2 separate regions of the Homo sapiens genome follow, and region 1 is linked to region 2. A link is a loop called in an ENCODE intact Hi-C map of the cell type or tissue named here. Cell type or tissue: endothelial cell of umbilical vein. All regions are shown on one strand.

What was found. A loop is a pair of places that touch in the nucleus more often than their neighbours do. Peaks named below come from ENCODE experiments on the same cell type or tissue, not always from the same donor. Only the 100,000 strongest peaks of a DNase experiment are listed, where the experiment ranks them.
Region 1: a loop joins it to region 2, with 4 times the contacts of the local background. A loop is called at or near these places in 2 of 110 quality-filtered maps.

Annotation. Positions count from the first base shown.
Region 1 is chr7:114,410,855-114,414,854 of GRCh38, reverse strand. FOXP2 (forkhead box P2) reads right to left here and starts at 40. Exons shown (of 17, transcript NM_014491.4): 1 at 1-40. In endothelial cell of umbilical vein, no CTCF peak of the experiment used is centred here; no DNase peak of the experiment used is centred here.
Region 2 is chr7:113,772,049-113,776,048 of GRCh38, reverse strand. No RefSeq gene overlaps it. Among named protein-coding and RNA genes, the nearest start is that of PPP1R3A, 140 kb to the left of the region's middle. In endothelial cell of umbilical vein, a CTCF peak has its summit at 1,665 (motif pointing left); a DNase peak (open chromatin) is centred at 1,628.

The sequences.
Region 1 (4,000 bases), 640 kb before region 2:
GTTTGAGTCTCTCAAGTCCTCGGTTAGCTTTCATGTCTGTGATAAATACACTTCTTGCTTCCCTTATTAGGACAAGCTTACCATTATACACTGCACTTTTGGTAAAGCTCCAGTGCTCTGCAATTTACAGCCAAAGGAAGTAGTTTACAAAAATAAGCAAACCCAAGACAAGCATTTCACAGCCACAACATCAGATAAGCCAGAAAGAAATAATCTTCAATGCACATCAAAACCACTTCACAATGACAATTTGTCCAAGCAGATGTTAATCAAGCTTCAGCCTTTGAACACTAGATACCATCAATTACTAACCTTAATTGAAATCACAGTTCTCCAGCTTCTCTGCCAGCATATTCAGAGGATGATGTATTAAGATATTTACAGTAAAGTAAACAATGCATAGTTGCAATGAAATGGAAAATTTTCAGCTAATGGTGTTTGTCAATCCTTTGTCAATTTTTCTGCCTGCCACAGATGTTTTCTTAGCTGTTTCACAAAAACAGGAATCAACTAGCAGAGAAGAAAGACTTTCTCTCCCCCAGGAAAAGAGTACAAAGCCAAGTCTGTACACAGCAGATGCAAAAGAAAGTCCATCTGCTACCAGCTCACAACACCACATGGAGTTTTAAGATTTTATACTGTAGGTAGCCTAGCAGGGTTTGTGTGGACCCCATAAGCATGAAAGGAAGAGAAATGGTAGCCTCAAACTGTTAAGGTAAAAACTACAGCTACAGAGACAGAATGAACAACTTACTGAAGCTGGTAAATCAAAGGTTTATTTGCAATAATTTTCCTCCTATTGCAAGAACTGACTAGTTTTTTAGGAGTTACACCCAAGACAGGAACGACACTGTCTTAGTTTTATGGCCTTTAACTCTGGGCAAGACAACTTGAACTCACAGGTCTCAGCTGAACACCATCGTGAGTGGACAAGCTTTAACAGCACCCCACCTACAACTTAATGTGAGACAAAACAACAGTTACTGAACAAAGCACTTCGAAGAGATCTTTAACCGGCCACCACTCCTGCCACTGACTTATCTTGTTTTAGTTTCTTCAGATGAGTAACATCTGCCACTACTTTTGTTGCACATTTAAATACTAAACAGAAGAGGGAAAGATGTATAAAGAAGTACTTAAAATAACTGCTTCTAATAGCCTTTAATACAGACATTTTGGGTAAGTAATTACAGCAAATTTCACATTTCACCTTCAACCCCTGAGGCTGCACTATTTCTCCACCTCCCCTGAAAGGAACTGAAAGCACTTATTCTTTAGCTCTGTGATACAAAACCGTTTAATATTCTGTTAGCAATTTTTTTCATTTTATAGTTAAATAATTCACTCATTAAAAGTATGTTTATATTGGTTTTTTTTTAAACCAAAATTTAAACACAGGAAACTCATGCAATAGGCAAGTACCTGTAAACATTTATTTTTAACATTTTTTTATCAGATTGTGAACAAAGCAAATGAAATTATATGAGCAATAGTAACTTATATTTTAAGGGAATTAAACAACTGCGAATATTCAAGTATCAGGAATATATTTTTTAAGTCTGCTTTGTTCATTTAAAAATTTTTTCTCCCAACTCTTCACAGTTTACAGGGCTTCCACATTTCAAAGAAACTGTGAATAATGTATACAATGACACAAATGACTTTATGTACTCCAGAGGAAATAAAGGATAGTTTCCATTATCACATCAGTCAAATAACATTTTCACACAAATCTGTTTACATTCACTAAAATGATAACATAATGCTCTTCAGCAATAGTGCCTTATCAACCTAGAAAGCAGTGTAGTAGCAATTAACATAAAATTTAAAAGCTTACACTCATTTTTACCAACAAAAGTTAAAAAAATTGATACCTCTGACATTCAAAAATATTGTTATAAATATGTAAATTCATTTTTTTAAGTAAAATATTTGCATCTCCTTTCCTCCTCCAGGCTTTTGAACTTCTGAGGTCAACAAGGACAAACAATACCACTAGTGTCTCTTTGCAAAAAGCTGGGTTTGCTGTCTGCAAGCAATGGTATCATTTCCATAGCAACCCCCTAACTATTAATTTTCAATTAAAGCAGACACAAAGCGGACAGCCTCAGGCTGGCAGACAGTGTCAAGAGCCCATCTCTGTAGGCAACAGTTTCACACAGCTATCAAGCCATAGGTGCCTCCCGCACAAAGCTGCATCGGGGTACGTCAAGTTTGGCTGGTTACAATGACATTAACCTTCAGTTCAGGCCTAAATAATTTATAGCAAGCTTCACTAAGCACATATAAAGGTGACAAAAACTAGGAAAAGAAATAATTAACTAATGCAAATACCTCCCAATAAACACAAACAATCTCACACACACACAAATGTATTAGGAAGAAGTGTATAACCATTTTGTCAAGTCATTTGTTCCTGAAGAGTCCCACATTCTTTACTATCAGCACACTACTCTTCGATATCACCTGGAAATAACTCCAGGTTATTAAAGAAAATGTTACACTCTGCATATTAGTTTTCACAATCAAATTTTGCTTAACATAAAAGACTATGACTACATTACATTACATAGTAAAACTCCTTTCATTTTATAACCCTATGGCAGGTACGTGATCAGGAAGATGCCACTAAGTAAAAAAATTTTAACTTATATCTTCCAAAATAATCATAGTAATTTTAAAAATAGATTGCTAACCAGACTGTGGTGTTTTCTTTCTATGCCCTTATTATGATTTCTTCCAATAGCAAATCTTTAAAAATATTTTTTAATTTCTTAAACATGAGATGACCTATTAGCAATTCCACTGAACTATAACACTGGTAATTTTGTACTATGACACCTGAGTTTGTTCAAAACAAGCACATTTCAAGGCATAACATAGCAAACATTTTGCTGTATTAAAATCTATTTCAAAAACACATTGAATACCTACTATGTGCCATGCACTGGCTCCATGAAAACTAATCTTGTTTTCCCCCAAAATAGTTATGGAAAAGAATGTATGAAAGGTCAAATTTCCCCCACACTGGATATGATCAGTTGTAAATCCCCTGGACAACTGTCAGCTTTGAGAAGACTTGGTTCTTCTCTCTAGTGCAGAGGGATCTATAAGCAAGACACATCGAATGAGCTAGGACACTGATTAAATACCAATCTTGAAAGCAGCAGAACAAACTAACAGGAAAAAATGCCCAGTGCTATCAAAACTGTAACATTGTAACAATAAAATCTAAACTAAATCGGTGGCATTTACTAAATTGCAGCCACCATTTCAAACAGATAAAAGATGAAATACATATTTTAACAAAACAGAAACATGGAAGAACTGCCTGCTTTGTTTTACAGCAGTACTGTGAAATTCCTTTATTCAAAAATGGTCAAGTCTCCATATTTTGAGCGTTATGCTTACCTTCTATTTAATCTCACATAAAAATGAATATAAACTACAGGGGAATTCTGTGCTTTTTCAAATGTGTGTCTGATTTGAGTTACAGGTGTATTTGTTGTCAGAAACTTGAGTGGGAAAAATTTCATTTCTATTTATTTTAATCAGCATTTTAATACATAACACAGGCTTGGGGCTAATCCCAATTTCCTTTCTATTAGTCTAAGCACATTCACATACCATTACAGTAATCCAAAATCGAAAGCCAGATAAAGAATATGGTATACCTTTGGCGATGTGAGGTTTCAAAACACAGTGTTCTTCTGTGGCCACCACATAAGTTTGGCTCCAGAGTTGCACTGAATCCCAATCTTAATACCTTACTCATGTGTCTTTTTTCCCATTGCCATTTATGTATGCATTTTATCTTCCTGTCCCAAACACTAAGTTCGCTGAGAGTGCAATGTTTTATGTTAGATACTCTATCTACTAGCATAACCTACATATAAAGTCTTGAAATATTTGTTGCCTAAATGAATAAATAAATCTAATACTTAATAGATGAAAGTGACAAGTCTTTTCTTTTTTTTTTTGGCTACTGCCACCTTCATCT
Region 2 (4,000 bases):
GTCAAGGTGTTAACTTGGTACCATGGCCAGCTCTATCTGGTGATACCAAGGAAAACTTCACAGATGTGCTGAACTCTGAAGAAAGAATACAAATTTACCAGGCAGAAAAATCAAGGCAGTGGATAGGCAAAGGGAACAGCCAGTGTAAAGAGGCAGGAGAGATAAAAAGGAGTAGAAATCTGAGTATTTCAGTCAACTGCAACTTTAGAGTCTAGACAGAGAACGAAGATGAATTTGCAGAAGCAGGTAGGTGGTCAATCAAGGAAGGAAGATGTTACTTGCAATAGTAAGGGTTTAAATGTAACAAAGAAGAGGGATAAGGTGTAGGAAATTTTTAAAAGATAAGGACTACAGAACTTACTGATATAAAATGTGAGGAAAAGGGAAAAAATCTAAGGAATTCCAAGTTTGTGGCTTGGGTGAGTAAATGAGTGAGTTATTCAAAAGGGTGAGGAGGTTGAGTGGGAAGACTAAAATTTCAGTTTTGGGCCAAGTGATTTTGAGTTGTCTATCAAATATACAGGTGGTATGCCAAGTAAGCACGTATATATTTCTCAGAAGAGAAAGCTGAACAGGAAAAACAGGAATATCACTAGTGTGTATGGTGTTTGCCAAATCCAGGAACAGAGAGGACCCTGGGGACTGTGTAGAGTGAGAAGAGAATGGATAGAGTGAGAAGAGGATGGCAATAGAAATAAGATAGCAAAATAGAATGAGAAGGAAAAACAAGAATTATAGGAGAAAGAAAACAGAGACACAAGAGAAATTGGTGTTTTTGAAAGCAGGAGAAATTGGTGTTTTCGAAAGAGAAATTGGTGTTTTTGAAAGCATTTCTCTTCTCATGTCTGTTCCACACCTATATTGCTCCTCAGTATGAAAATATACAACCAGGTGAAAAAAGATTAACATCTCAATTGAACACTTAAAAATTATTTTTCTGTTTCACCCTGAAAATCATTTTTTCATCTGTCTTATTAGTCTGAATTCATGTCTGAATCAATGATATGAAATCTATAATCATTTGAATATTTTCATTCTCCTAGATAGCTTGTTAGACATCAGGCATACATTTAAATAGGTAGAGTTTATTTTTATTTTTGTTCTTATTTTACAATGAAGTGTTCTAAAAAGATAAACAGTAGTATATACAGAGCCTACTGTACAAACCACAAGGTTTTGTCATATATATTTTCAAAAATGTTTATTGAATAATTAATACACGGATAAAAAAGGGGTCTATTACTCTAAATCCCTTTAAGGTAGTGTTGGTCACAATGGACTCATTTAATTTTAAACATCTATTTTAAATGTTACCTTAACTTTGCCCCAGCAGAATTAAACTAATGCTTAAAGAATGGAGCATATCTAGGGCAAAATACTCCCAATCCCTACTTTTGAATGATGCAAATCAAGTACCTTATTCGAAAATTTAAATCTCACAATTCCTTTAGCAAAACTTTTAAAACCTGGGAAAAATAAAATGGTATTGTATATTTTCTTGAGTGACCAGCAAACCACATGCATTTTAAATTTAGATATCTGACAGGGAAGTGTTACATGTCTGTGGCAGGATTAATTTTTGCTCTGTCAGAACTGACCTGGTGCTGTAGTTATTTTAAGCTCTGGAAATACAGAAGTGTTATGGTTGCCAAATACTAGGTGCCATCTAGCGGCCATTGGGAGTTAAGATAAATGTTCACAATAATTCCAAAGTGTTCTGATTATTTCCCCAATTTTTAAAATCATTTTTAAATCATGGTGAGTTACATTTATTGCTTTCTAATTACACAATCCAGCTTTTTCAGGTTTCAAGTCCCTCAAATTTATATTCCTGCAAAAGAAATATCCTTCAGCGCTATTGCTGTTAGTGTTAGAATCTTGATTGGTTTAACTTTTCAACTTTGGGTCAAGAGATTTTCTTTCTTGATTTTAGTAGAAGGGACATTACCCATATAATACATTCTTATTAAAATGAGTGTTGGAGAGATTGTATTGTTTTCCAAAAGGCTCAAATTTATGTTTTACTTTTCTTCCCTAAATTAGAGTTGTTTATAATTTGAGGATGCCCTTCCAAGGTAGACTAAGGGTCAAGTAGAAGCATTTGAGTGATATTACTAATTCCCATAGTTAATCATTTTGAATGTAGAAAATTAATAGCTTTGCATTTGTGTAAAAGACAGATGTAAAGTTTCATGAAAACCTTTAACATTTTGGGATTCTTAAGTAGGACAAATTTTGATCCAGTGAGAAATGTGGACAAAATCCAGGTCTGGTGCTTTCCGTCTCCAAGAACTTGTCGGAAATAAAAAATTAATAAATTATAGTGTACGTAATTGTCTTTGGTAAGCATAATAATGTTGTGATAACATTATTTGATATTGATACTTATTATGACAACGAATAGTAAATACGATTATAATGCATTTTACCACATGAAAGTAAAAACTGAGAAACATTAAACACTATTATTATCTTGCCATCTGGCATTTATATATATTTATTATGTAGTTTTGATGCAGCACATTGGTTTTATTTTGGCAACAGTTAATCATTTATTTCTTTTGGGAAGTCATATTCAATTTGGAAAATTGTACTTTAGCTCTGTGGTAAAGCAAAGGTTTTATTAAGGTTCTGTAATTTGGACTGGAAAGACACCATTTCAGTGTCACAATCCTGCTGTGCCTATAGGAAATGAAATACTTAGAACTCATAAATATCATATGTTTAGTAGGGATTATATACAAGATGCCTGGGCAAGGGCTACATTCAGTCAATCAACAAATATTTATTTTACTTATTTATGTATTTATTGAGACAGAGTCTCCCTCTGTCACCCAGGCTGGGGTGCAGTGGTGTGATCTCAGCTCACTGCAACCTCCACCTCCTGGGTTCAAGCGATTCTTATGCCTCAGCCTCCAGAGTAGCTGGGATTACAGGAGTGTGCCACCATGCCTGGCTAATTTTTGTATTTTTAGTAGAGACGGGGTTTCACCATGTTGGCCAGGCTGGTCTCAAACTCCTGGCCTCAAGTGATCTGCCTGCCTCGGCCTCCCAAAGTGCTAGGATTACAGGCATGAGCCACCATGCCTGGCCCACAAATATTTATTGAATATATACCATTAGCAAGGAGCTAGGAATATATCTTTGAACAAGAAAGACAATGTTGTCGCCTTTAAGAGGATAGTATCTTAGGAGTAATATTTACAAGAGATATTTGATGGACAAGTAAAAACTAAATAATAACATTACAGTTAGTAAAAAATAAACTCATAGTGGATTGGAGAATGAGACTATTTAGATGCAAAATAGAAAAATGTTTAAAAGGGTCCTTAATCATTTACTTGATGATTTGTAAATATTGGAAGGTGCTTTTATAGGCACTTCTGTAGGCACTTTATATTCAGACAGTAGTTTGATACAATATTCCTTCCTATCATAACCCATGCCGTTATAGTGAGTTAACACCTGTCTCTGAGTTTTAAAAATTAAATACTAATGAAAGCAGTAACCCATCACTGTAACTCTGTGCCTCACTATACAACGCTCTGAAGAGATGTGTGTAACCAGGTTATTGAAATATTTAACTTAGTAGGACATAACATGAAATTATTTTATTTTTTTACCAATGATTGCCCCAATAAGGACTAAGTTAAGTCTTACTTTCCTGATGGGTAGCAGATCTTCTAAAAATTTTTAAGCAGATTTCCAAAGCTTTGCAGTCATTTACAGTTATCATAATCTATAATTTTAATACCAGAATCAGTCATTTTAATATGAGATTATTCAAGTTCAGTTATCTGCAGCAGCATCTATTTAATCAGTAGAAAATGGGTACATCCCTTGCCATGCCAAAGAAGAGGAGTGGCAGTTTTGATCATTTGGAGGCTGTGGGACAGAACAAATGCGAAATTCAGAGAGGACAAGGGAGGCCTGATTTGAACACTAAAATTTCCAAAATGAAAGATGGAACAATGGTAGAGAGGTATTGTGATGGAGATTA